Regions from separate parts of the Homo sapiens genome. Here region 2 is linked to region 1. A link is an interaction called in ENCODE POLR2A ChIA-PET data of the cell type or tissue named here. Cell type or tissue: Panc1. All regions are shown on one strand. Links, peaks and the distances in the headings refer to the core of each region. The heading gives the core; the rest is flanking DNA. Region 1 has its middle 45 kb from the start of MC5R. Region 2 overlaps LDLRAD4 (low density lipoprotein receptor class A domain containing 4).

Region 1 (16,293 bases), core at 6,397-11,396:
CTCAAATAACTGTTGTTAAAAAGAATCAAGATGTGAAAAGTTTTTGATTTTATATTAGCTACAACTATAAAAGGGAGAATGAAATAAACATTGAGAATCCACTATATGTTTTTAACTTGGCCTATACATAGAGATGATGATGATAGATAGATAGATAGATAGATAGATAGATAGATAGATAGATAGATAGACAGACAGATACATACATACATACATACATACACCCATATATGCATACACACATAATCATTTACTCCTTACACCAGTCCTATGAAGTAGGTATAACTGTGGGCTCTGGATCGGTTGGTTTGTATAAAAAAGGTGTGATTGCAGGGGAGTCATTTGCTTTTTAGGAACGAGCTAATCCTAGGAGGGGCAGTTTCTCCAGCATCAAGGCCTCAAATGCCAGATTATCATGAATGCAGAAGATAACAAAATATAGTTAATACAATGGGATAATAATTCTCTCTTGTTTAAGCTACTTGTAGTTGTTTTCCATTCCTTGTAGCTTGAAGCATAACAACCAATACGCTAATACAGTTGTCTCTGTGTATTCATGGGGAATTGGTTCCAGGACTCCCCACGGATACCAAAAGCCATGGATGCTCAAGTGCCTGATGTAAAATGGTACAGTATTTGCATATAACCTATGCACATCCTCCTGTATACTGTAAATCATCTCTAGATTTCTTATAATACCTAATACAATGTAAATGCTTTACAAATATTTGCTATATTCTATTATTTAGGGCATAATGACAAGAAAAAAAAGTCTGTACAAGTTCAGTATAGATGCAACCATCATTTTTCCCCAAATATTTTTGATCCACAATTGGTTGACTCTACAGATGCAGAACCTATGGATATGAAGGGCTGACTATATAGCTGTTTTCAGAGGCTAATTCATAGCCTTAAAGGAGGTAATATTTATACACAATATATTAAAATCACTGAATTGAGCATTCATTTCAAAAGGCTAGAAAAAAACTAAACAACTTTGAAAAAGTATGGGTAAGGAATTGATTCTAAAAAGCAAGTAAAGACATGGAATTAACCTAGGTGGCTGTCAATGGTGGATTGGATAAAGAAAATATGGTATATACCATTTGACCCAGCCATCCCATTACTGGGTATATACCCAAAGGATTATAAATCATGCTGCCATAAAGACACATGCACACGAATGTTTATTGTGGCACTATTCACAATAGCAAAGACTTGGAACCAAGCCAAATGTCCAACAATGATAGACTGGATTAAGAAAATGTGGCACATATACACCATGGAATACTATGGAACCATAAAAAATGATGAGTTCATGTCCTTTGTAGGGACATGGATGAAGCTGGAAACCATCATTCTCAGCAAACTATTGCAAGGACAAAAAACCAAACACCTCATGTTCTCACTCATAGGTGGGAATTGAACAATGAGAACACATGGACATAGGAAGGGGAACATCACACACTGGGGACTGTTGTGGGGTGGGGGGAGGGGGGAGGGATAGCATTAGGAGATACACCTAATGCTAAATGACGAGTTAATGGGTTCAGCACACCAACATGGCACATGTATACATATGTAACAAACCTGCACGTTGTGCACATGTACCCTAAAACTTAAAGTACAATAATTAAAAAAAAAGAAAATATGGTATATATACACTGTGGAATACTATGCAGCCATAAAAAATGAAATCTTGTCCTTTGCAACAACATGGATGCAACTGGGAGCCATTACCCTAAGAGAATTAATGCAGAAACAGAAAACCAAATATTGCATGTTCTCGCTTATAAGTGGGACCTAAACCTTGGGTACACACAGACATAAAGATGGGAACAGTAGAGACTGAGGATTCCAAAAGTAGGGAGGGAGGGAGGGCCAGGGCAAGGACTGAAAAACTACCTATTTGGTACAACGTTCACTATCCGGGTGAGTCCTATGATTGCCTCAGTTTTATTGCTTAGAGAGTTCCCAGGATATGGCACAGAGCTGGGAACACAGGCAGCCTCCTTGAGTTGAGGAGCAGAGTTGGAAGTTCAGGGAGGCAGGCTGCTAGTTGGGCTAGCCAGCTAGCCAGGAGTCAGGCAGAGCTGGGAGTCAGAGTGGCTGGAGCACTTCCAGGCACCCCACCAGAGAGGAGACTGCTGCACGGAGAGAGAACTGTGGGGGTTTTTTTGTTATTGTTTTTATTTGTGTATTGATTTTTATTATTGTAGGCTGTCTCTGTGCCAAGGATTAGCTTGAGGTGTAAACTTAAAGATTTCTTAGGTATTTTCTGAGTCTGTGCCTTTCCCTGGGCATGTGAGATTACTCCTGGTGCTTCCTACTCCATTGTCTTCACAGAATCCTCTCTGTTGCATATTCTTCTTTGACTTTTCTCCTCTTGCTCTTCTTTAATAGTAGTTTGCAACTCCTGTTATCTGCAAAATATTCCCCTTCACCTTTTTCAATTACTTGCAGTTGTCACCCTCCTCACCCCCACCCAGCTCCAGACAACCATTAATGTACTCTTTCCTCTATAGCAGGAGTCTGCAAACTACTGTCATGGGCCAAATCCAGTCTGTGGCCTGTTTTTATGAATATAATTGATGCTTGAACAATGTAGGGGTTAGGGACATCAACTCCATGCACAGTCAAAAATCCACATATAACTTGACTCCATAACTACTAATAACCTACTGTTGACTGGAAGCCTTACTAATAAAATAAATAGTTGATTAACATACACTTTGCACGTTATATGTATTATCTATTATATTCTTAAATAAAGTAAGCTAGAGAAAACATTATAAAGAAAATCATGAAGAAGAGAAAGTATATTTACTATTCATAATAGTATGGACTATCACAAATAAGTGGAAGTGGACTATCATAAAAGTCTTTATCCTTGTCATCTTCATATTGAGTAGGCTGAGGAGGAGGAAGTGGAGGGGTTGATCTTGCTGTCTCAGGAGTAGCAGAGGTGAAAGAAAATTCATGTATAAGTAGACCCACACAGCTCAAACTTGTGTTGTTCAAGGATCAACTGTAGTTTTACGGAGACACAGTTCTGCCCATTCATTTACATATATGTTGTGGCTGCTTTCTCCTGAAAAATGCAGAATTGAATAGTTGTAAGAGAGCTTTGTTTTATGGCCAACAGAACCTAAAATATTTACTGTATTGCCCTTTATGCCAAATGTTTGTTGATATCTGCTCTGTAGACTTGTCTTTCTGGACATTTCCTGTACATAGAATCATATAATATGTAATGTTTCAAATCCAACTTTTTTCATTTAGCATGTTTTTGAGGTTCACCCGTGGATAACAAGTTAGCTCCTTCTTATTATTTAATGATATTCCATTATAAGGATATATCATATTTTGTTTATCTATTCACCACGTGATGGACATGTGCATTTAGCTGTCGTGAATAATGCTTTTAGCTGTTATGATTCCTAAACAAGTCTTTGTGTGGACATATGTTCTCATTTTCTTTGGGTAGATATCCAGGAGTGGAATTGCTGGGTCATATGGTAAATTTATGTTTAACATTTTAAGAAAATGTTAAACTGCTTTCCAAAGTGGTGGCTGTGCCATTCTACATTCCCATCAGCAGTGTATGACAGCTCCTTTTTATTTTTCTTCTTCTTTTTTCTTTTTTGAGACGAAGTCTTGCCCTATCACCTGTCACCCGGGCTGGAGTGCAATGGTGCGATCTGGGATCACTGCAACCTCTGCCTCCGGGGTTCAAATGATTCTCCTGCCTCAGCCTCCCGAGTAGCTGGGATTACAGATGCCCGCCACCATGCTCAGCTATTTTTTGTATTTTTAGTAGAGACAGGATTTCACCATGTTGGCCAGGCTGGTCTCGACCTCCTGACCTCGTGGTCCTCCAGCCTCAGCCTCCCAAAGTGCAGGGATTACAGGCTTGACCACTGCACTCAGCCAAGAGCTCCTTTTTCTCTATATCTTCCCCAATACTTAGTACTGTCTATTTTGATTATGCCATTCTAACGGGTGAAAAGTGTTATTGTGTTGTGTTTTAATTTGAATCTCTGAATGATTAATGATGTTGACTATCTTTTCCTGTGCTTTTTGCCATTCATATCTTTTGTGAAATGTCTATTCAAATATTTTGGCTATTTGTAAACAAGACTGTTTGCCTTATTATTGAGTTGTAAAAGTTCTTTGTATATTCTGAATAGAAGACTTTTGTCATAAATATTATTTGCACATATTTTTTACCGTTATGTAGATTGTCTATTTATTTTCTTAATGACATTGTCTGATGCACAAAGTTTTAAATTTTGACAAAGTCCAATTTGTCAATTTTTTTGTAATGTATTCTTTTAGTGTCATATCCAAAATACCTTTGATTGACCCAAGGTCATGAAGATTTTTCTCTATGTTTTCTTCTAAAGATCCTATGGTTTCAGTTCCTAAACTAGGTTTTAAATCCATTTGGAATTAATTTTTGCATATAGTGTGAGGTAAGATTTAAAACTGTTTCATCATTATTTGTCAAAAAGACTATTCTTTCCCCATATGTGTTGGCACCTTTCTTGAAAATCAATGGACCTAAATATAAGGGTTTATTTTTGTACTCTACATTTCATTCTATTGATCTGGATGTCTATCTTTATTCCAATACCACACTCATTGTCTTATTTGGAATTATAGTAATTTTTTAAATCAAGAAGTATAAGTTCTTTCACTTTGTTCCTTTTATGAATTGTTTTGACTATGCTGGGTCATTTGCATTAATTTATAGAGTTTCAGATCTGGTTGTTAATTTCTGCAAAAAAAAAAAAAAAGCCTGCTGGAGTTTCTATGCGTATTATGTTGAATCCATAGATTAATTTGAGGAGAGCTGACATCTTAACAATACTGAGCATTCCAATCCACGAACATGAAATATCCCTCCACTTATTTAGATCTTTAATTCCCTCAGCAATACTTTTTATAGTTTCAGTGTACAAGCCTTACACTTTGTTACATTTATTCCTGCATTATTATTATTGTCGATTACATTTTTTCTCAGTTTCATCTTTAATTTGTTCATTGCTAAGACATAGAAATACAAATACTTTTGCATATTGATTTTGTATCATGTAACTTTGCTGAACTCACAGTTTTGTGAATTTCCAAGGATTATCTATACATATCTGATTTTCTTGCTTGATTACACTGGCTAAAACCTGCAGTACCATGTTAAATAGGAGTGATGAGATTGAGCATCCTTGCCTCGTTTCTTATTTTCTTTTATCTTTAGTTATAATGTTAGCTGTAGGTTTTTGTAGATGCTTTTATCAGATTAAAGAGGCTCCCTTCTATTCCAGTTTTACTGAGTGTCATCATGAAGGGATGTTGGATTTTGTAAAAATGCTTCATCTATTGAGATGATTATGTGGTTTTATCTTTCATTCTATTAGTACAGTGCAATATATTACTTTTCAGATATTAAGTCACCTTTGCACTATGGAATAAATTCCACTTGATCATGGTGTACAATTCTTTGTATATGCTGCCGCATTCTGCTTGTTAGTGATTTGTTGAGGATCTGTGCATCTACATTTGTAAGAAATATTTGTCCGTAGGTTTTTAAAAAATAATGCCCTTTTTTTGCCTCTGATATGCAAATACTATCTTCATAGAATGAGATGGGAATTGTTCCCTTCTCCTTTCTATTCTGGAAGAGTTTATAAAGGGTTAGTATTATTTCTCTAAATGTGAGAGAAATCACCAGTGAAACCATCTGGGCCTGGGCTTTTTTGGTGAGATTTTAAGGCACTGATTACCTTTTTTTACTAGTCAGATTTTCTCATTCTTCTTGAGTCATTTTTAGTATTTTGAGTGTATTTTTATCTTTGGAGAAATTAGTCTATTCCATCTAAGTTGTCCAATTTGTTGACCTAAATATGTTCATGTTATTCCACTATAGTCCCTTAATTTTTATAAATTTGATAGTGAAGTCCTCTCATTTCTCATTTTACTAATTTGTCTTTTTTTCTTGATCAGTCTAGCTAAAGATCTGTCAGTTTTGTTGAATTTTTTAAAAAACTAATTTTTAATTTCACCAACTTTCTCTATTGCTTCTCTGTTATCTATTTCATTGATTTTTCACTCTAATCTTTATTATTTGCTTCTTTCTTCTTGTCTTGAGTTTAGTTTTTTTTCCCAGTTACTGAGTGAAAGCTTAGTTTATTGATGTGACATCCGTATTTTCTAATATGTATTTGTAGCTATAAATTTCCCTCTAAGTACTGCTATCATTGCATCCCATGTGTCTTGATGTGTTTTTTCCATTCCACTTAATATATTTTGTGATTTCTCTCTTGGTCCATGAAAATAAAAGTGTATTAATTTCCAAATATTTGTGGATTTCCCAAATTTTCTTCTTTTATAAATTTCTGTTGTGGTAGAAAAATATTGTATATGATTTTAATACTTTAAAATTTATTGACATTTGAATTTCTTTGATAGTGATGTTGAGCATTTGTTCATATACCTGGTGGCCAGTTGTATGTCTTCTTTTGAGAAATGTCTATGCGTATCCTTTGCCCACTTTTTTTTTGAGATGGAGTCTTGCTCTGTTGCCAGGCTGGAGTTCAGTGACATGATCTGAGGTCACTGCAACCTCTGCCTCCTGGGTTCAAGCGATTCTCCTGCCTCAGCCTCCTGAGTAGCTGGGACTACAGGTGCCCGCCACCAAGCCCGGCTAATTTTTTGTATTTTTAGTACAGATGGGGCTTCACCATGTTAGCCAGAATGGTCTCGATCTCCTGACCTCGTGATCCACCCGCCTCAGCCTCCCAAAGTGCTGGGATTACAGGCATAAGCCACCGCACCCGGCCCCTCTGCCCACTTTTTAATGGAATTCCTGTTGAGTTTCTTGTATATTCTGGATATTAGTATTCTGTTGAATGAACAGTTTGCAAATATTTTCTCCCATTCAACAAATTGTCTCTTACTCTGTTATTTCTTTTTGTGTGCAGAAGCTTTTTAGTTTAATTAAGTCCCATTTGTCTATTTTTGTTTTTGTTGCCTGTGCTTTTGAGGTCTTAGTCATAAATTCTTTGCGTAGACCAATGTCCAAAAGAGTTTTTCCTAGGTTTTAGTATTTTTAAAGTTCCAGTTATTACATTTAAGTTTTTAATCCATCTTGAGCTGACTTTTGTATATGATGAGAGATAAGGGTCCAGCGCCATTCTTCTGCAACTGGCTCTCCAATTTTCTCAGCACCGTATTGAAGAGGGTGCCCTTTCCCCAATGTAAGTTCTTGTTGGCTTTGTTGAAGATGAGTTGGCTGTAAATATGTGGCTTTATTTCTCAGTTCTCCATTCTGATCCATTGGTCAATGTATCTATTTTTATACCAATATCCTGCTGCTTTGGTTACCAAAAACATAGAATGGATGATTACATTCATATCTCATAAACCCCTTGTGGCTTTCCATTGACTTCAGAAAAATATCCAGACTTTTTCCACCACCTACAGGGTCTTACATTACCTGGTCCCTGCCTATCTCTATGCATCCATTATATAACACTCATCACTTTACTCAATTAACTCAAATAACTTACTCTCATTTTCTGAAATTGCAGTCTTATTCTTGACTTAAGCTTTTGCATTTGCTATTCTCCTAGACTGGGGCATTCTTGCCTTATATGATTATTCGGGTCTGAGCTCAAATGCTACCTCTTGAGATCTTCTCCAACAATCAAACCTATTTTCTTTCTTTCTTCCCTCCCTCCCTCCCTCCCTTCCTTCCTTCCTTTCTCTCTTTCTTTCTTTCTTTTTTTCTTTTTCCCAAGATGGAGTCTTGCTCTGTTGCCCACAGCTGGAGTGCAGTGGTGCAATCTTGGCTCACTGCAACCTCCACCTCCCCAGTTCAAGCAATTCTCCTGCCTCAGACTCCTGAGTACCTGGGATTACAGATGCGCACCACCACGCCCAGCTAATTTTTGTATTTTTAGTAGAGACAGGGTTTCACCATGTTGGCCAGGCTGATCTCAAACTTCTGACCTCGTCATCCACCTGCCTGAGCCTCCCAAAGTGCTGGGATTACAGGCATGAGCCACCGCGCCCAGCTTCAAACCTGTTTTCTACTCCGCCTCCACTAAGTCTTTTTTATCAAATCATTCTGATGACTTTCTTTATGCATTGTCACTATCTAAATTTACCAGTGGTCATTCTGTACCCTGGCCCACCTGCTGGGCTTGCCAGATAATAGCTGTTTTCATGAGTCCACGGAAGAAATTTATTGTTTTCATCATTCGTCTACTCAGGGTGGCACTCTCAATTTCTGATGGTTATTTTATTACTGCCCTCTCTATTTTATGTACTGTCTCCTTCTGAAACTGCTCTGGTGTAGACTCTGGAGCTATTTCTATTTACGCCACCCCAACCTCCAACTACTTCAATGGAAACTGTAGTTTATATAGTATTCTGTCTCCTAGTTAAGCTGTATGTGTGAGCTATGGGTAATTTTTATTTACTCTTCTTGTTAGCCTATGTGGGGGATTTTTTTGTTTGTTTTTTGTTTTGTTCTTTTTTTTTTTTTTTTTTTTTTTTTTGAGACAGATTCTCACTCTGTCGCCCAGGCTGGAGTGCAATGGTGCAATCTTGGCTCACTGCAACCTCTGCCCCCCGGGTTCCAGCGATTCTCCTGCCTCAGCCTCCCAAGTAGCTGGGATTACAGGCACCCGCCACCATGCCTGGCTAATTTTTGTATTTTTAGTAGAGACAGGGTTTCACCATCTTGGCCAGGCTGGTCTTGAGCTCCTGACCTTGTGATCCACCAGCCTCAGCCTCCCAAAATGCTGGGATTACAGGAGTGACCCACTGCACCTGGCCACCTGTGTGTTTTTTAGAACATATGTGGACAGATTGAAATTGCCATTAATTCTACAGGTTATGCCATTAACTTTAAAAATATATGTTAAGTTAATGGCATAACCTGTAAAATATATTTTAAAAATTAAAAGTTAAATATATTTTAATATATATTTTGTACCCAAACCAAAAACTGTATCATTTCAAATGATATTTAACAAATTATACTAATATTTTCATGATTTAAAATAAAGGCATTTGACTTAGTAAATGAAAAAAACTAGAAAAAAATATCCTTCTATATATGAAAGACATTATAAACAACATTTATAGGACTTTAATATGTTGATCTAAATTAAACATACATAACTTAAAATTATATTCTATCATATAAGAAATTTGAAAGACTATATACAGTCATCCCTTAGTAAACATGGGAGATTGGTTCTAGGACTTCTCAAGTATACCAAAATCCCTGCATACTCAAGTCCCGGAGTTAACTCTGTAGAACCTGTGTACATGAAAAGTCAGCCCTTTGTATATGTGGGTTTCACATCTCGTGAATACTGTATTTTCAATCCATGTTTGGTTGAAAAAAATCTGCAGAAAAGTGGATCCTCACAGTTCAAACCTGTGTTGTTCAAAATATTTCTGTTTAAGTTTTCTAAAAAAGAAAAATCTGGAAAAGTTCTAATACCATTCAGCCAATACAGTGTAAAATTAATTATCTGTCATGTACAGTAAAATTCCAGAATGAAGACTTAATGTAAATAACAATAATTATTCTTGGAATGCCTCTTTGATAAATCATGAGTAGTTCACCAAGAGATCTCAATATCTGGTGCTAAATTTAAATCCATGTTCATCCATCTGATGCTTTAAGTGTTCACTTTCAAATGCTCCCTAGTAAAGGTGCAAGACTGTATAATTTCTAAAGGTTTCTTGGAGTTCAGATGACCATAAATACATAGTCAATACACACAATATAGTGAGGTTAGGAAATTTGGGTTTGTATTCTCACAAGTCTGGATGGAAGTTCAGCATCAACACTCATTCATTGAGTTTGGGCCATTTAGCTCCATTCAACTTTGTTTTCTTCATCAGCATCATTAAAAAAATAATAATAGGCTGGGCATGGTGGCTCACACCTGTAATCCCAGCACTTTGGGAGGCTGAGGCGGGTGGATCATGAAGTCAGGAGATCGAGACCATCCTGGCTAGCACGGTGAAACCCCATCTCTACTAAAAATACAAAAAAAGAAAAAAAAAATTAGCCAGGCGTGGTGGCGGGCACCTGTAGTCCCAGCTACTCAGGAGGCTGAGGCAGGAGAATGGCGTGAACCCGAGAGGCGGAGCTTGCAGTGAGCCAAGATCACGCCACTGCACTCTAGCCTGGGGGACAGAGCAAGACTCCGTCTCAAAAAGAAAAAGAAAAAATAATAATAATTATAATACAGCATTTATTTTGTATTAATGCTGGCAAGAGTTAAAAGATGATGTAATTAATGGTATCTGCTTTAAAATATTAGCTATCACTATTATCATCACATAATGGAAAAGGCCTGACACAGTGGCTTATGGTTGTAATCCCAGTGCTTTCAACTGCTGAGGTGGGAGCATAGCTTGAGGCCAGAAGTTTGCAACATGCCTGGACAACATAGCAAGACCCCTGTCTATACAAAAAATTTTTTGAATTAGCTAGGTGTGATGGCATGTGCCTGTAGTCCTAGCTATTTGGGAGGCTAAGGCAAGAGGATTGCTTGAGCTGAGAAATTCAAGACTGCAGTGATCTATGACCGTACCACTGTGCTCCAGCCTAGGCGACAGAGCAAGACCTTATCTCTTAAAAAAAAAAAAAATAGTGAAAACATTTACCATGTGATTAAAAGTGATATATTCGCTTTTGTGAGAAGAGCAATGTATTTGCATATAGTGGTAACTTCATTTTATTACCAGTTTAGGAGAAGTAATACATGCCAAAAAGAAAGAAAGAAAAAAATCTTGGGAAAAAACTCTTAAAAATTCTATTCAATTTACTGGTATGATTGGATTGCCATTGCTGGAAAAATTAATAGTTATAAATAATATGAAAAGTTGTCTGGAGAAAAGCTGCCAGGCATGGTGGCTCACACCTGTAATCCCAGCACTTTGGGAGGCTGAGGTGGGCAGATCACCTGAGGTCGGAAGTTCAATACCAGCCTGGCCATGGTGAATCCTCGTCTCTACTAAAAATACAAAAAATTAGCCAGGCGCGGTGGTGCGTGCCTGTAATTCCAGCTACTCAGGAGGCTGAGGCAGGAGAATCACTTGAACCTGGGAGGCAGAGGGTGCAGTGAGCTGAGATCATGTCATTGCACTCCAGCCTGGGCAACAAGAGTGAAACTCCGTCTTGAAGAAAAAAAAGAGTTACAAGCCAGGCTGTGACATTTCTGCCTTTACAATTCTTTCTGCAGGCTTATTACCTCCTGACATCTAACCTTTATGTAAGTGGCCAATTGCTCTTTGCTGACTACTCCCCGAGTGTTTGCTTTTACAAAGTAAATTGTATCCCACTGATAAGGGTGGTAGGAAATCTACCTTTAAATCTGAGAAGCCATGGTTGATAAGGGAAAGTGATATAGTTTGGATATTTGCCCTACCCAAATCTCATGTTGAATTGTAATCCCCAGTGTTGGAGATGGGGCCTGATGAGTGGTGACTGGATCATAAGAGCAGATCCCTCATGAATGGCTTGGGCCATCCCTTTGGTGATAAGTGAGCTCTCGTTTCTAAGTTCACATAAGATCTGGTAGTTTAAAAGTGTGGGGCACCTCCCCACCACTATCTCTCTCTTGCTCTTGCTTTTGCCATATGATGTGCCAACTCGCACTTTGCCTTCTGCCATGATTGAAAGCTCCCTGAGGTTTCCCCAGAAGCTGAGCAGATACCATTGCCATGATTTCTGTACAGTCTGCATAACTGTGAGCCAATTAAACCTCTTTTAAAATAAATTGCCCAGTCTCAGGTATTTATAGCAATTCAAGAAAGGCCTAACATAAAAAATTGGTACCAAGGAGTGGGGCATTGCTATAAGATACCTTAAAATGTGGAAGTGACTCTGGAACTAGGTACAGGGCAGAAGTTGGAAGAGTTTGGAGGGCTCAGGAAGGTGAGGGAAAGTTTTCAACTTCTTAGAGACTGGTAAAATGGTTGTGACCAAAATGCTGATAGTGATATGAACAGTGAACTCCAGGCTGACAAGGTCTCATATGGAAATGGGAAATTTACTGGGAACTGGAGAAAAGGTCGTGCATGTTAGGCCTTAGCGAAGAACCTGCCTGCACTGCATTCATGCCTTAAGGATCTGTGGAAGTTTGAACTTCAAAATGACGATTTAGGGTATCCATTGGAAGGAATTTCTCAGAGAGAGAGAGCAATTTCTGAGAGAGAGGAATTCAAGCAGATTGTGGAGCAACGACTTGCTAGAGAAATTTGCATTACTAAAAGGGAGTAAAGTGCTAATAGCCAAGAAAATAAGGAAAAGGCCTTAATGGCATTTCAGAGACCTTGGCAGCAGCACCCCCCATCACAAACCCTGAGGCCTAGGAGGGCTGAATGGTTTCATGGGCCAGAGCCAGGTCATTGCTGTACTGTGAAATCTCAGGACACTGCTACCTGCATCCAGGCGACTGCAGCTCCAGTAAGGGCTTAAAGGGGCCAGTTCAGGCTGCCACTTTGGAGAATGCAAGCCATAAGCCTTTATGGCTTTCATGTGGTGTTAAGCCTGCGGGTGCACAGAATGTGAGAGTGAATGAGGCTTGGCAGCCTCCACCTAGATTTCAGAGGATGTATCAAAAAGCCTAGGTGTCCGGGCAGAAGCCTGCTGCAAGGGCAGAACTATCACAGAGAACCTCTACTAGGGCAGTGACAAGGGAAAATGTGGGATTAGAGTCCCACACTGAGATTCCACTGGGTACTGCCTAATGGAGCTGTCAGAAGGGGGCCACCACCCTCCAGACCCAAGAATCATAGATGCACCAGCAATTTGCACTCTGTGCCTGGAAAAGTCACAGGCACTCAACTCCTGACTGTGAGAGCAGCTGGGAGAGTTGCACCCTGCAAAGCCACAGGGACAGAGCTGTCCAAGGCCTGTGGAACCGGTGTGGTTTGGTCTGTGTCCCCACCCAAACCTCGTCTTGAATTGTAATCCCAACATGTCAAGGGAGGGACCTGGTGGGAGGTGACTGGGTCATGGGGGTAGTTTCCCCCTTGCTGTTCTCATCATAGTAAGTGAGTTCTCACAAGATCTGATGGCTTAAAAGTGTTTGGCAGTTCCCCCTTACGCTGTCTCTCTTGCCACTAAGTAAGATATACCTTGCTTTCCCTTCACCTTCTGCCATGATTGTAAGTTTCCTGAGGTCTCTCCGGCCATGCAGAACTGTGAGTCAATTAAAGCTCTTTTGTTTATAAATCACCCAGTCTTAGGTAGTAGGTTTATAGCAGTGTAAGAAATGGACTAATACAGGAGCCCACCTCTTGCACCAGTGTGCCCTGGATGTAGGATATGGAGTCAAAGGAGATGACTTTGGAGCTTTGTGATTTAATGACTGCCCTGCTTGGTTTCAGACTTGTGTGGGGCTTGTAGCCCCATTTCTTTTGGCCAGATCTTCCCTTTTAGAACAGGAATGTTTATGCAATGCCTATACTCCCATTGTAAATAGCTTGTTTTTTATTTTACAGGCTCACTGTTGGAAGGAACTTGCTTTGTCCAAGATGAGACGTTGAACTTTGGAATTTTCAGTTAATGCTGCAGTAAGTTAAGACTTGGGGGGACTATTGGGAAGGCATAATTTTATTTTGCAATGTGAGAAGGACATGATGTTTGGGAGAGGTCAGGTGCAGAATGACAGTTTGGATATTTGTTCCTGCCCTAATCTCACGTTGAGTTGTAATCCCCAATGCTGGAGATGGAGCCTGGTGGGAGGTGTTTAGATTACGGAGGCTGATTCCTCATTACTAGTTTGGGTCATCCCCTTGGTGATAAGTGAGCTCTCCCTCTGATTTCACATGAGATGCAATTGTTTAAAAATGTGGGTCACTTCTCCCTTCACCAACTCTTTCTCATTTGCTCCTGCTGTCATTATGTGATGTGCCTGCTCCCACTTCACCCTCTACCATGATTTAAAGTTCCCTGAGGCTTCCTGAGAAGCCAAGAAGACACCATTGCCATGCTTACCATACAGCTTGAAGAACTGTGAGCCAATTAAAACTCTGTTCTTTATCAATTACCCAGTCTTGAGTATTTTTTTATAGCCATACAAGAATGGCCTTATAAAGAAAGTATGTCTAAATTTCCTAAGTACCTATGGATTTGTGCCTCAAGAGGCTGCTTCAGTCCTGCTTGTTCATGTGTTGTTAGGAAGCTTAGAATGCCTCATTTAAGTGGTTACATTTAAGGTGAAAAGAGGAATAAATTACTCTTAGTTGTCTGGTTAAAACTGCAGAGGCAGTTGAATGATGCGTTTGGTGGGTGGCAGCAAATGCATATCAAGATTGCCCTGTCTATAAGCTGATTCTAAAATCATGAAGGAAATGCAAAGAACCAAGAAACAGATATGGAGGCCTTACACAATATACTATCAAGATTGATTATAAAAACATAATAATTAAGACAGTATGCTACTGGTGTAAGAAGAAACAAGCTGATCAGTGAACATAATGGAGTCCAGAAATATACTCACACATATATGATCACCTTACACATGACAAAGGTAAAACTGGTATAGCAAGGAAGGGATGATTTTTCTCAACAAATGGTGCTGGTCTGTTCTGATGTTGCTTGGAGAAAAAAAATGATGCTGGGCCAACTGGAAATTCATAAGGAAAAACTTTTAGCTTAAACCCTACCTCACACTATCAACAAAAATCAATTCAGTAAGATTTCATATTTAAATATTTAAAACAAGAGTTTAGAAGAAAACATAGAGGGCTAGGCACGGTGGTCACGCCTGTAATCCCAGCATTTTGGGAGGCCGAGGTGGGCGGATCACAAAGTCAGGAGATCGAGACCATCCTGGCTAACACGGGGAAACCCCATCTCTACTAAAAATCCAAAAAATTACTGGGTGTGGTGGCATGCGCCTGTAGTCCCAGTTACTCGGGAGGCTGAGGCAGGAGAATCGCTTGAACCTGGGAAGTGGAGGTTGCAGTGAGCCAAGATCATGTCACTGCACTCCAGCGTGGGTGACAGAGCGAGACACTGTCTAAAAATAGTAATAATAAAAAAAATGAAAAAAAAGAAGAAAATACAGAACATTTCATGACCTTGGAGCAGACAAACATTTAAGCAAAATATGCTTACTATAAAGAACATCGGTAAATGTACTACCTTAAAATTAAGAGCTTTTTTCCTTAAACATATTCTCACAACACAATATATTCAACAAAGGAACTGTACACAGAACACAAAAATATATTTTAAAAAATTAACATGTCAGTATAAAAAAGACAAGCAACCCTCAGCCTCCTAAAGTGAGCAAGAGTTTGAACAGCTATTTCACACCAGGACAAAAACCAATAATCACCTGAAAAGTGCACAACCTCATTAATAATCAGTGAAATGAAAACTAATGCCATAAGGTACCACTACATGCCTACCAGAATAACATGAAAGACTGACACCACTAAGTTTGCTGAAGATGTTGGACAATTGGAACTTTGGAAAGTTGTTTGGCAGTATTCATTAAAAATGAACATGATGTATGTACTATGACCCTGCAATTCCATTCTTAATCTATCTAATGTTGCTATAAAAGAATATCTGAGGCTAGGTAATTTGTAAAGAAAAGAGGTTTATTTGGCTCATGGTTCTGCAGTCTGTACAAGATGCATGGTACCAACATTTGCTCATTTTTTTATTCCAACTTTTATTTTAGGTTCAGGGCATACATGTACAGGTTATATGGGTAAATTCCAGGTCATGGGGTTTGGTGTACAGATTATTTTGTGAACCAGGTAATAAGCATAGTACCTGATAGGTAGGTTTGTTTGTTTTTTGATTTAAGAGTGGAGGTTTAGTAGGTGAAAGAAAAAGAAAAGAGAACAGCTCTCTCTCTTGCAAGAGAGAGGGGAGCCGGAATGGGACTTCCCTGATAGATAGGTTTTTTGAGCCTCCTCCCACTCCCAACCTTAAAGTAGGCCTTGGTATGTACTGTTCCTTTCTTTGTATTCATGTGTATTCAATGTTTAACTCCTGCTTAGAAGTGAGAACATGTTTTCTGTTCCTGTGTTAATTTGCTTAAGATAATGGCCTCCACCTCTATTCATGTTGCTGCAAAGCACGTGATTTCATTCTTTGTTATAACGGCATAGTATTCCATCGTGTATATGTACTACATTTTTCTTATCCAGTCCACCATTGATGGGCATTTAGGTTATTCCAAGTCTTTGCTATTATGGATAGTGTTATGATAAACATGCGCATGCATGTGTTTT
Region 2 (13,871 bases), core at 3,063-8,062, 120 kb after region 1:
TAAATTGGAGGTTCTTATTACTAATAATCCTGAAACTAAAATTTGCTTTTCCTGCATAGACATCTTTTGTTAGTCCATTTGAGTTTTGTTGCCATCCAGTTTCATGATCATGTTGTGTTAGTCTAATAGACAATGAGTTACTGCTTGAATGATATGAAATTCTCTAGTAAAAAATGCTCTGAAGATGTGAGAAGCTCTGTTGTATTACTTGGCACCAGGAATGTTACAAAAATGTTGTTGCTAGCATATTGCTAACCTAGTCCTTAAGTTTCAGGGATTCCTGTAATATGTTGAGTTTGGAGTATTAATAGCAGGCTAACAGAATACAGTACCAATATGCCAAGTTAAATAATTGAGAATATATACAGTATAGTTTGCTATGTATAATAGACCTCATTTCATTTACAGTACACCTCACACTTGGGATTAATTCACCTATAACCTCTGTGAACTGCGAGTGCTCGGCAGAAGCAGCCCTGTGTCTTACATGTCTACATTTATATTTATATTTATATTTATTTTTTTGAGACAGAGTCTCACTCTGTCACCCAGGCTAGAGTGCAGTGGCATGATCATAGCTCACTTGCGTCTTGAACTCCTGGCTCAAGTGATCCTCCCACCTCAGCCTGCTGAGTAGCTGGGACTACAGGTGCACACCACCATGCCTGGCTAAAGGCATGTCTGCATTTATGCGAGGTGTGTTGACCGGGTGGGGAGGGAGCTAGGACTGAGATTCGCCTGTGTAAAATGCACAAAAAGGGTTTGCTAAGCAAATTGATATTTGAAATGAAAGATGGATTAGGTGAGAGACTTAGTTTATTCAGGAATAAGAGCAAAACCAACCACATCAAAAAATGTATTTCACTGAGACAGCCTTTTGTACATACAGCAGGGTGCTGTTTACAGATTTCAAGAAAGGAGAAAAAGAATGCTTATACTGAGATTACCTACCTCCCAGTAGTGAAAATAATAAATTTATCCCTTGAAATATAATCGTGTGTTTATTTGTCACAGAATCTACACTTACTTACAAATGCTTTATGCTCAGGATGAAATGGAGATACTGGCTCTCTTGTTTCAGTGATCTTAGATGATAATTCCAGGAATTTTAAAGATATATATATATATATATATTTTTTTTTTTTTTTTTTTTTTTTTTTTTGAGACAGAGTCTCGCTCTGTCGCCCAGGCTGGAGTGCAGTGATAACGATCTCGGCTCACTGCAAGCTCCACCTCCCAGGTTCACGCCATTCTCCTGCCTCAGCCTCCCGAGTAGCTGGGACTACAGGCACCCGCGACCATGCCCGGCTAATTTTTTGTGTTTTTAGTAGAGACGGTTTCACCGTGTTAGCCAGGATGGTCTCGATCTCCTGACCTCGTGATCCGCCCGCCTCGGCCTCCCAAAGTGCTGGGATTACAGGCATGAGCCACCGCGCCTGGCCTTAAAGATCTTAATAGTATGCGCAGAAAGATGTTTGAAGAAAAGAAGGAAATTGTATATTTGACACACTGAGCTTCTTTCTGTGTTCTTAGTGTTGGGTTTGGGTCATTCAGGATTTCTTAACCAATTCAGACATGAATCAGGCTGCTGTAGAAGATAGTAATTACAATGGAATGGACAGAAGATGATTTTTAGCCAATGAGGCAAAAAAAGTCATCTTTCCTGCTTTTTCTGAAATGATATGTTGAGAAGATGTTTTTGTGAGATACACATTTCTGAATTAAAGGATTCCTTCTGAAAATATAACTTGTTAGGTAATGTGGACATATTTTTTCTGTTGGCCAAAGTTCATTTTTTGAAATGGGGGCCTTCATTTATTTTTTATTTTCAAAATTGAGTTTCTATAAGGCCTAAAATAAAATAGATTAAATGTCACCAAAGTTGTTTGTACCTGTTTAAATATCTTTTTTGCAAGCCACTTACATTTTTTGGTACTGAAAGCTCACTACTCAATTGTCCTTATGAGCATGGAGGTGTCTCAGTGTGTCTGATCATACTGGCCCAGATGCCTGAGTGGCACATGTGCACTCAGAGAAGTGGGAGCCTCTTTGCTGCCTGCCTTGGAATTCAACCACCTGAGCCAGAAATCTATAGAACCAGAGGTGGGGAATTTTACCTATTCATTTTGCAGATGTTAACATTGTTCTCTTTTGGATCATTTGTATGTTATGTAGTATTAAGTTAGTACTAAATGAGATTGCAGAACGTACTGCATCATGTTCCCTGAGGACAATGGGAGTCAAGACCTCATTCTTCCTTTCTGGACTTGAATGGTCTGGGGGACCACACCTCCTTCCCAGAATTCATCTGCAATCATGAATTTTGGCCTGACCTTCTGGTTCTTGAAACATCTTTCCCCTGCATTTGGCGCTTGTAACTTGTCTTTGAGAAATGCTGAGTCAGGCCAATTGATGATATTTTCCCTCTAGAATTTTTCCTTTGTGACTTTTGTGTCAAGTTTGTTCATTTTAAGTAGTCAAAACAAGCTTTTAATTGTCTTGCTTCTTCAGGGTTAGGCTTTGAAAATCAAGCTGTATTCTTCTTTATGCATCATTGACAGTCACCAACAATAATAATTACAGATCATAATTATCTTGTGGCAATTATGATAAGAATTATTTTCTTAGTAGAAAGAATGCATCCTGATTTCAGAAACCTCCAGGGCAGTGTATAACATGAAGCCTGTTCTTTGTTCCGGTGACTTGATTGGACAGTCATAGTGGAGAGATGCACAGGCCGCCAGAGGCATTCTCAGAGTATCAAGTCTCTACAGATGAAGGGCGCTTGTGGAGAAGCATGTTTCAGTGCGTTTTCTCTGGGACAACATGCCCCATAAGAAAAGTTGAATACAATTAAACACGTCCTGCCTGCAGCCAAAGCAGATTTTCACTGTCCTTGAAAGTGAGGATTGAACACAACCTCCCTTCCCTCTCCCTCCCTCTGTCCAGCTTCTTCTCTTTTGGATTTTGAACAATGTAAATGTTAGAAAAACTTTGAAGTGAGAAAGAAAAAGACAAATTTGCCCTGAGCATGTCAGGTACACGTTCTGCTTGACGCTTCTGTGTGGGCCTCCCTGTTGCAGTCTCTAGGGGAGGATAGGCACACTGTCTCCAGAAAGAGGACAGTGAACTTCCAGCTGCATTTGACTGATACTAGGCCATTTTTAGTTCTTAGAGAAACAACATTAAAACCTAAACTTCATCCTTTTTATTTTGATAAAACGAACTTCCCCTCATTTTTTAATCAAATACATGGCAAAGGTCAGCCTTATCCTCTATTTTGATAGTTCCGTAAAGGCTATTCTAAGCATGTGATAAGAAATGATGGCAATTCTGGATCTTCTGTTATACCAATTAGATGTTTAACTCTAAAACCTGTGATTTTTTTTTTTAATGAACACATGGCATTTTCTCATACACGTGTATTTCAGCCTTACCGTCTGTGCTCCTCTTTGTACAAGATTTGTGACTTTATAATGGCTGAAGCATATTTTGACTAGTGTGTATTTTATTCCATTTGAGTCAGTATTTTCTTTGGACACTTAATATGGTGACTTAATTAGTGCAGTTGCTTTGCTTCTCTAAGAATAGTGGCGACTCTGGTTCTCTTATGATAAGGGTGCCAAAAGTCCTCACGTGCTCAGCTGCAGCCTGGAGCTGGAATTACAGGGCTTTGTTGCCATAGTGTTGCATCAACATGCACTTCTTATCCTCTCATTATTCAAGAAGATGCAGGATACAGTGGGTCGCAGTTTGCATTCCTCACTTCTTTTGGTCCCGAAATAAAAGTCTCATATTCCAACAAAAAGTTGAGAATATTATTGAACAAATATGTCCACAAAACCTAATGCAATTTTTGTTGAGAAACATTCATTAATTGCATTTCAAACACATTTTAGATTAATAGTTTTTTGCAACATAAACCCTACGCCTATAGAACCAATGAATTTGACATTTCATGGGTCACATTAGAACCAATATTTTTAGTTGAAGAAAGAAATACAAAAGAATTGGATTTAAAATTGGGATCTCAACTTCCAGTTTAGTGCTTTCCTTTGGTGCCAATTATTCAGGTAAGAGGCCAGGCTTTGGGGCTTCTGAAATCCCTTGTATTTTTGGAGACAGAAGCTCAAGTCAATTTATTATAAATATTCCTTTCCTTCCTCCTCTGCTGGTGCTTTCATCTTCTTTGCCTTTCAGCTTCTTTTAGATCTCTTTTCATCTTTTTGTCCTTAAAGTGATAGGATGGGACGATAGTCACTTCTGTGACCTCAGTTTCTGACTGCAGGAAGGAAACGTGTATTTATTAAAATTTCTCATGCTCCAGCTTCATTTTCTCCTTCACCTGGGATGGACTATGAGATGGGAGACTTATGTGAGCCAGTTCAGTGATGTCTGTCACTTTCTGGGTGGGCTTGGTGTTGGCAAAGCCATTAGGTAGCTATTTCCATATATAAATTACATATATATATATATATATATATATATATATATATATATTTTTTTTTTTTTTTTTTTTTTGAGATGGAGTCTTGCTCTGTCGCCCAGGCTGGAGTGTAGTGGTGCGATCTCAGCTCACTGCAACCTCCGCCTCCCAGGTTCAAGCAGTTCTCTGCCTCAGCCTCCCAAGTAGCTGGGATTACAGGTGCCTGCCATCGTGCCTGGCTAATTTTTGTATTTTTAGTAAAGACGGGGTTTCACCATCTTGGTCAGGCTGGTCTTGAACTCCTGACCTCGTGATCCACCCGCCTCAGCCTCCCAAAGTGCTGGGATTACAGGTGTGAGCCACTGCACCCAGCCCCTTTCTTTTTTTTTTTAATTATTTATTTTTTTAGAGACAGGATCTGGCTCTCTTGCCCAGGCCGGAGCACAGTGGCAGGATCGTAACTCACTGCAACCTCAAATTCCTGGGCTCAAACAGTCCTCCCACCCCAGCCTCCCAAGTAGCTAGGATTACAGGTGCACACCACCAAGCACAGCTAATTTCAGTTTTGTTGTTTGTTTCTTTGCTCGCTTTTTGTAGAGCCGGGGGGGTCTCACTAGGTTGCCCAGGCTGGTCTTGAACTCCTGGCCTCAAGCAATCCTCCCACCTTGGCCTCCCTAAGATTACAGGTGTGAACCCCTGTGCTCGGCCACTATTTTGAAACATCCAAATCCGTACTAGAAGGCAAGTAATGGCAACAGTTATTAAATCTAGTTTCTTTGCGTCTAAGTTTAAATATTTCACACATCCAAGGAGGATTTGACCTCAGGAAATTCCCCATTGCCCCGTTGGTACAAACTGAGTTTGCTGTTTCCTGCTTTGCTGCTGTGAGGAGGGTCAGACAGTGGTCATAGCTTCTGATCCTGTACTTGTGGCATACTTGGAGCCAGCTCAGATTGGAATTTTCCATTTAATTGCTACCAATCACTGGAACATCTGAAGTGATCAGAAGCTGCCATTTGTGGAAAATTTTAGTGTTGAGTAGTTCAGATTAAGAACTGTTAGTTTTCACCAAAATATAGAGGTTGGCCTCTGAATTCCATGAAAATTACCAACCTTAAAACCTGTACTGTATTATATGCTTAAAAATGTGGTAAGAGGGTAGCTCTCATGTTAAGTATTTTTACCACAATAAAATGCAAATCAAACAAAAACCCTGGCCCCTCATACACTGTGTGGGCAGTTCTGCACTGCAGTGCCTGCTACACAGCCAGTCTGTGCCCTCCGCAGTGTCTGTGAGCGGTGTTTGGTGTCTCATGCACCTGATGGGCTTAGAATTGCTGTGTGGCATTTGCCTTTGTCACTCATGGTGGTTAAACAGCAAGTGTGGTGAGAACCCTGTAGAAGCGGTGGCCCCTCCATCAGGCTGCTGAGGACCCAGCAGGTTGAGGCACCCTGCCTCTCCCATCGCCGGTTCTCCTTGGCTGGAACCCTTGCAGAGGGAGACCAGCAGATGGTGAAAGAAGTATCAGAGCAAGAGACAGGAGGAAAGTGTTCTGGGGTTTACAGTGGCGTTGTCAGTAAGGCACAAGGCTAAGTGCTTGCACATATCATTCCTGAAGGAGGTGGGTCGGCCAGTGTCAGCAGAGGGAACGCAGAAGGAGAAGGCCCGTCAACAGGAGAGGCTGCCCGAGGACCCTGGGTGCATCCAGGGCTGCTTCAGGACTGAGCTAGGCAAGTGGAGAGAATGGTGAGTGACAGTGTCCAGATCCACGTGTGCTTTCCCTGAATCCTTCAGACAAGGAAAGCCAGAGGAAAGGAGGAAGGGCAGGAGAGGGTGTGGGGGAAGCAAGGCAAGAAGCCAAATGATTTTGAACCATTTATTCTCCCTAGGTCCTTCTGGGTTTTCACATTTTGTTACAAAGGCTATAATAAACACCGCCCCCACTGCAGAGTGCTTCATTAAAACAACTGTATAACTAAAGTAATGAAGTAGAAGAAACAGATGTAATTTATTTATTTTTAATTTTATTTTTTTGAGATGGAGGTTTTTTTTTTTTTTTTTTTTTTTTTTTTTTTGCAGTTGCAAGATTTAATAGAGTGAAAACAGAGCTCCCATACAAACAGAGGGGACCCAAAGCGGGTAGCCATTGCCGGCTTGAATGCCTGGGTTTATATCCTGATCATTGTCCCTCCCTCGTGCTCTCAGGCGATAGATGATTGGCTATTTCTTTACCTCCTGTTTTAGCCTAATTAGCATTTTAGTGAGCTGTCTTTACTCCCTGATTGGTCGGGTGTGAGCTAAGTTGCAAGCCCCGTGTTTAAAGGTGGATGCCGTCACCTTCCCAGCTAGGCTTAGGGATTTTCTTAGTCAGCCTAGGAAATCCAGCTAGTCCTGTCTCTCAGTCCCCACTCTCAACAGGAAAACCCAAGTGCTGTTGGGGAGGTTGGCCAATGACCACTCTAACTGCTTCCTGCTGAATTGGGGCATAGTAGGGGTCGTGCAGTTGAGAGTTCCTCAGGAGGGGTGCCTTTGATGTCATCAACATCGGAGCATGGGCTAGCAGGCCGGTCCAGGGGTCCACAGTGAATCTTAGTCATGGACTGCATCTGGGGCTCCATTTGAAGAACTATTTGTAGTTTTACAGCTTCGATTCTGGAAGAGACAAACTTAACAAGGAGGTTAAAGATACAGGGATTGAAATGTATAGCCTGCAGTGCAGGGGATTATGTTTTTGGCACACTTCACAGGCCCTGACTATCTGCTTGATATTTTTGAAAAAGCTTGGTCCAGTAAATAATAATTTGGCCATCTGATGGGTGTTATCAATGCCTAAGTGAAAGGTTTGGTGAAGGGTTTTAAGTAATTTCCATTGGTTAGCTGCAGGCAAAAGTATTTTTCCTTCGGTGGCTAGCCATCCTGAGGGGAGGAAACTATGTCCTCGTGAGGTTCCCCATTCTATTTCTCCTGCTGAGTACTGGGGCTTGGTTTCCCAGAGGGGATTACCCCATACTAGAGGTCCTTCTATAAGCATTTCTAATGGAGGGTCCTGCCTTGCGGCTCTTTTGGCTTCAATATCCGCTTGGTGGTTCCCTTCTATTTCTCTTTCCTTTCCCTTCTGATGACCCCAGCAGTGTAAGACTGCCACCTCTTTAGGTTTCTGTACAGCCAATAATAATCTCCTAATGGCTTTCTGATGATTGATAGGTGTTCCCTCAGAAGTTAGGAATGCCCTTTTTGAGATGGAGTTTCACTCTTGTTGCCCAGGCTGGAGTGCAATGGCACCATCTCGGCTCACTGCAAACTCTGCCTCCCGGGTTCAAGTGATGCTTCTGCCTCAGCCTCCCGAGTAGCTGGGCTTACAGGCGCCCGCCACCATGCCTGGCTAATTTTTGTATTTTTTGTAGAGACAGGGTTTCACCATGTTGGCCAGGCTGATCTCAAACTCATGGAAAGGAAGTTCTGGGCCCAGTGACTTGGTCTTTGCCTTGTCACTCGGTGCTCTAAGCCCCTGTGGTACTCATTGCTGGGCATAAAATCAGCACCTGTTTATTTCACTGGGATGTTTTTTTGTTTGTTGGTTGGTTGGTTTTGAGATGGAGTCTCCTCTGTTGCCCAGGCTGGAGTGCAATGGCATGATCTCGGCTCACTGCAACCTCCATTTCCCGGGTTCAAGCGATTCTCGTGCCTCAGCCTCCTGAGTAGTTGGGATTACAGGTACCTGCCATCATGCCCGGCTAAGTTTTATATTTTTGTAGAGATGGGGTTTCACCATGTTGGCCAGGGTGGTCTCAAACTCCTGACCTCAGGTGATCTGCCCCCCTCGGCCTCCCAGAGTGCTGTGATTATTTCATTGAGATTTTAAGCTGCAGCCATTTAGTGTGGAGGGCATTCCAAAGGCGAAGGGCATTTACAAATCTGTTGTATTCAGGCAAAAAATTTTTAAATTAAATCTCGAACATGAAAGTTGTTTGTTTTGTTTTGTTTTTTTGAAACGGAGTCTTGCTCTGTCACTGAGGCTGGAGTGCAGTGGCATGATCTCAGCTCACTGCAAGCTCCACCTCCCGGGTTCAAGTGATTCTCCTGCCTCAGCCTCCCAAGTAGCTGGGACTACAGGCGCGTGCCACCACATCCGGCTAACTTTTTGTATTTTTAGTAGAGACGGGGCTTCACCGTGTTAGCCAGGATGGTCTCGATCTCCTAACCTCGTGATCCGCCAGCCTTGGCCTCCCAAAGTGCTGGGATTACAGGCGTGAGCCGCCACGCCCAGCCTAGAACAAGAAAGTTTTAGCGATAACAGCCATGGTTCACGAGGAGCCCCACATGTCAGGCCCTACGGCGTGCACATTCCTTGGGTCTTCACAACTGTCCTGCCAGGTAAGTATCGCTGTTGCTGTTCTATAGATGAGACTTTAAAACCTGTCAGGGACATTAATTAATTTGAGATGAAGCTAATATTCGGACCACCCAGGTCTATTAAGATTCAAAGCCTGTGCTGCCCTTTAACTGTAAGCGGGAAATATTCAAGGAGCCAGATCACCTGGGAATCCCATGCCAAATACAGCGCCTCACCTACTGCCCTGAAGCCCTGGCCCCCGGGCCCGCGTGGAGTGGCCCCCGGGCCTGCGTGGAGTGGCTTGCTCTAGGTGCTGGTGTAGGTTGCCAGAACGTTTTGTGCTTATAGATGACTGGTAACAGTGGAGACAAATACAACTCTGTAAATGAAAATGGCTTCGTAAGCAGGGAAAGTGATATAAGAGCCGCTATATACAGCTGCAGTTTTTTTTTTAGAATAATAAAAAAAAATGTATGTGCTTACTAGTAAGTCCTTTAGAAAGTATTTTTAGTCACCACTCTGCTATGTTCAAAAACTGAGCTTTTGCACTTCTGATTTTTTTAGCATGAAAGGGTAAAGTTGGGTGAATGAGGTTTGCATTATTAAGGCAAAAGCTAGAGTCTTGACAGAAACATGACATTAAGACTTTTGGGAAGCTGTTTTAAAATGTGTGTTTGAATTAGAATCCATTCAAACAAAACATCAAGGCAGTGTAGTGAAGGAAATCTAATTAGAATGTTCTCAGCAACAGACTCATATGCTGTGCACATGTCATCATGGGAGAGCAGAATAGGGGCTTTATTCCATGGCCCACTCTGGGTGGGTCTCTGGAAGGTTCCAAGGGATTATTTCAAGCATGCCTTTCTGGCAGTCCCCCTGGCCGTGGGGAGAGGGCAACCAGGTGAGTGTGTGGCCAGGTGGATTCTGCTCAGCTGTTGACACTTCTGTTTGCAAAACAAATGACTAAAATAAGTGGGTGAAAGAAAGCCAGGAATTGCTTAGCTTCAGAAGTTGGAGGGGTTTGGGAACAGTCAGGTGGCACTGAAGTACAATGGAGAACCCAAATTCACGAGCTTTGGAGCATTAAGGAGGCCCAGGGCAGGGTGGTGTCGAGACCATCGTCAAGGAGGGGGTTCAGACAGAAGGCAGTGGTGTGGGCATTGGACATAGCGCTTGCCCTCTCTCCCTGCCATCATCCCCTCCAACCCCGCCCGTTCTGTCTGTCGCTTGGTTTGCACTGTCTCCGAGGCATCTGAGCCGAGTGCTTCTTGGCTCCCACGCTTCAGCTCCAGCCAGAGCGGGCGGTTCCTTTGTGCACCAGCAGTTTCCAAGCACTTCCAAGCCTTTGTTTTTCTGTCTCAGGTATTTTGCTGAAGCCTTCTGAGCTTGCTCAGTCCACAGCCAGGGTGGCTGGGAAGATGAACCTGTAAGGGCACTCCTCAGCAGTGGGCAGATGAGATGTCCCAGCCTCCTGTCCTTCAGAGGCACAGCCTGCATGGTTTCTCGAGTGTGGCTGAACCCCTTGGCCCGTAGTGGGAACCAGCTCAGCATACCTTTTGTATTTTCTCTCTCCTCTCTCATTTGCCTGTTTCCTCTGCTAACAGTTCCCACATCCTTGGCTCTGAGACAGCTTCTAAAGTGACAGCTGGTACAGCCTCCCAGGGACAGTGGGGGAGAGAGGAGCCCTGTGTCTCCGTTGTGAGAAGCCAGTCCCAGGTTTTACTGGATTTGCTGCTTATGGTCTGCATAAGCAGGGATCCCAAGCCTGGATTCCCCTCATTCCTTCTGTGCAGAGCTGTCTGCAGGAACAAAGTTTGCATAGTTGTTAGCGTTAGCAAATTTGGGGGGTATCTTTAATATTTCTCTAATGGTTTGCTAAATTCAGAGATTACAGAATTTATTCCAGAGTGTGGTGTGGTTAATTAGTGACTATTTGCTGTTTGACAGGAAAGAAACTTTCCTATTGCTCTATTCCTTCTTATAGCTCTCTTCAAATCCCCTTTCCAAAATAATCTTAAAGAAAGAATTTAATTCAGAATCGAAAATGGATGTACCATTAGAATTTAGGGCCCATACCAGAATTTGGGGCCCATACCATTTTGAATGGTATTTTCAAAATTTCAGTTTCCATTTGCTAATTATAAGTACATAGAAATGCAAAAATAAATTGCATATCCTGCAACCATGCTAAATCCACTTTAGTAGTTTGGTAGATCGTGTGGGGTTTTATGCACACACAGTCATCATCTGTGAACCCATATTCTTATTTAGAGCATAGAGATAATACTATTCTAGTCTCTCGGTGTAGGAAATTTAGAGCCTCTCTGTTGTTACATTATCACTGACTGGAGACCTCCAATGCCAAGGAGTTTAAAACACACACTGAGGGGGTCTGTTCCATTGTGGAATAGTTGTCATTGTTAGGAATCTTGTTCATATTTTGGGCTGAGCATTTCGGTTTTGTGTGACAGCCACCCAAAGACTTTTTGAGGCATCTAGAAAGTCCTCCCTGGGCGCCTCAGGTGGGGTGAGCAGTTTCTCTGGGGACTCCTTGCATGAGGGGACCTGATGACTGTCTGAATGACCTGTGTAGAACCCAGCATTGGGAAACGAATCATGATCTGACCAGAATTGCTTCTAGTAGAATATGAAGTAGTGATTTTTTTGAAAAGTCAGAGTGACTACAAGCTGAGTGGGAAGTTTAGCTAGGGAGCCACAGGAAGTATTTCTTTGAGACAGGTCTTAAAACACACAGCATTTTCCCCATGCATGTGCCTTGTTGCTGAAAGACAAAGAAAAACAAAACAAAAACCCAAGGGACAAATGTATGCCGCTGATTATTTTTAATGATTTTGTGCTATGGTTTGACCACAGCATTAAGAACAAGCAGAAAAATCTGATTTCATAACTAACAAACAGCACTTAGAGCAACATCTTTCTTTAAAAGTATTGCAATTACAGACCTTAGGTCTAAGAACTACACCATTGCTCAGGTAAAAGAGGCAGATACGTGACAGGTGGAAATCTTTTTCTGTATATAACTGGGAATTATGTTGAAAAGTAAGCACGAATGTTTGTTAAAAAAGACTTTAATGACTTTTGATTATCATAGCTCACAAACAACTATTGAAAAGTTCAAATACAGTTGTACTTTTTTAGTAGATTGCTTTATAATAAAAATTAAACGAACTAAATGCTGTGAATAGTATTGTACATATTTTAAAATAGCCTTAAACTAGACAAGTATACAATTAGCATGATTTTTGAAAGCTATGAAATGAAAAATAGCAACATACCAACAAGCACATTAAAATGAACCAGTATCATTAACAGTAAAGTTTAAGCCTCAATTCGTCCTGTAGAAAGGAAGCAATGATGTGGTAACAAATTTTAGTACCTCTGAGTCTAGAACATTCTCATGCTCAACAGTTCTCCCACAAGGTTGAACCTGGGGGGTGGGAGCTTTGTTTCTGACAACAGTGAGCCTCAGTTCTTAATGATGAATCCCAAGGGGTGCACCCTACAGTATACGATGGAAACAACACGTGGGTCTAGACACGCAGGATCCACAACAACAAAAGTGTCAACTTTTTACGGCCCTTTCAAACAGATACTAAAAGGGCTGACTTTTTTAATCCATTCAGCATTAAGGGTTGCATTGTAGAGTCAATTTCAGTTTAAAGATAATCTGTCATTTGTTTCCTGGATGTTAGGGGTATGATTATAGAATCTGACATTTTCAAAGTCAGAACATACACCATGGAGCAAATAAAAACTTTGGAATTTATTAGACTCTACTCTGGTGGCAGAATAAGCTGATAATATGGGTCAGATGGGCAAAATTCCACGAACTGCTCTTATGGACAACACTCGAAAGGATGCCCACACCCAAGATTCAACCGTGGTTTTAGTGAACATGGTGTTATAAACTTTTCTTGTTCTTTTGTTTTAAAATTAGGGTATTTGAAGATAAATGCAGAGGTCACAATCAGACACTAAAAACTAAGCCGGAAGAGAGATGTAACAATATACAATCCAAAACGTAATTTCTAACTGATGGCAAAACCGAGTTTGCTTTTTGGGTCCGTATTATGATGGGACATGAATGGGAATGGATGAGAGGTCCTTCACTTGGCTGGCTGACAGCCAAGTCTCTTCTAGTGCTAACCCATAACTAAACACATTTTCTAAGAACAGGGTCTTCTTGTAAGTGTATTTGTTTTTCCTGAGGTATTCTTTCCCTACAATCTCTACTGTTACTTCATTGGCTCCACAGCTTCAGTTTGTAAAAGAAAAAGGCACAGAGAGACTTGGACACAGACGGTCACAGATGCCTCTGGAGCTGAACAAAGTCTTCTGCTGCAGGCTGATTTACTTATTCCTCTGACACAGTTTCTGCAACAACAAAAATGTGCACTTTTCACTGTTGCCTGACACCTTCGTGATGCTACAGCAGGAGATAGATGCAGGAGATTATAAAGCAAGTTGAAAAACAACATTTTTCTGACTCAAATATAACTAACACTGGTCCAGCTGAGCATTACTAAAATGATTAAAATAAGAAGCGTCTAGTGGCAACCAAAAAGCTGTGGGATTTTTTAAAAAGTATTTTCTTTAAAGTGTTTTCACAGCAAAGATGCAACTTTCCATTGCTATATATACGCTGGTCATAAACTGTTGCTTGTTTGTTCACACTTCTTTCTCTTGTGTTATAATATTGATATTTAATAGGAAAATAAACTACATAGACTTTAATCTGTATGCATCCATTTGCAAATTTCCTTACAAAAGAGGACAAAGCACATAGGCATTCACAAATTCTATGCCATTTCTGTTAAAATTGGTATCATCTATACATTATATTACAGTATTAACAACTTTTTGTTCTACCCATTGGGTAGGATATGTGCATAATATATTCAACTTATATACAGCACCTTACAAATAAAAACATAAGAAAAGACAGACAACTGAAAAAAGCACCATTTTAAGTGAGGCACAACAAAGGTGGGAGCATCAAGTGCAGGAGGGGGCGGCTTGGTTCCTATATCTGCTGAACTCAGAACATGAGGCACCTTAGTTGCTGAAAAACTGACATGCAGATCTCTGAC

Evidence for each region. ChIA-PET counts read pairs that join two places held together with the same protein. Peaks named below come from ENCODE experiments on the same cell type or tissue, not always from the same donor. Only the 100,000 strongest peaks of a DNase experiment are listed, where the experiment ranks them.
Region 2: POLR2A ChIA-PET joins it to region 1 with 12 read pairs; 2 of 35 experiments call an interaction of 5 or more read pairs at or near these places.

Annotation. Positions count from the first base shown.
Region 1 is chr18:13,771,404-13,787,696 of GRCh38, reverse strand. No RefSeq gene overlaps it. Among named protein-coding and RNA genes, the nearest start is that of MC5R, 45 kb to the left of the region's middle. RefSeq lists an enhancer at 12,150-12,649. In Panc1, for the core only: no CTCF peak of the experiment used is centred there; no DNase peak of the experiment used is centred there.
Region 2 is chr18:13,650,469-13,664,339 of GRCh38, reverse strand. It overlaps LDLRAD4 (low density lipoprotein receptor class A domain containing 4), which reads right to left. Exons shown (of 7, transcript NM_001378100.1): 7 at 11,589-13,871. FAM210A (family with sequence similarity 210 member A) reads left to right here. Exons shown (of 4, transcript NM_152352.4): 4 at 1-993. Among named protein-coding and RNA genes, the nearest start is that of MIR4526, 46 kb to the right of the region's middle. In Panc1, for the core only: no CTCF peak of the experiment used is centred there; no DNase peak of the experiment used is centred there; H3K27ac peaks cover 389 bases.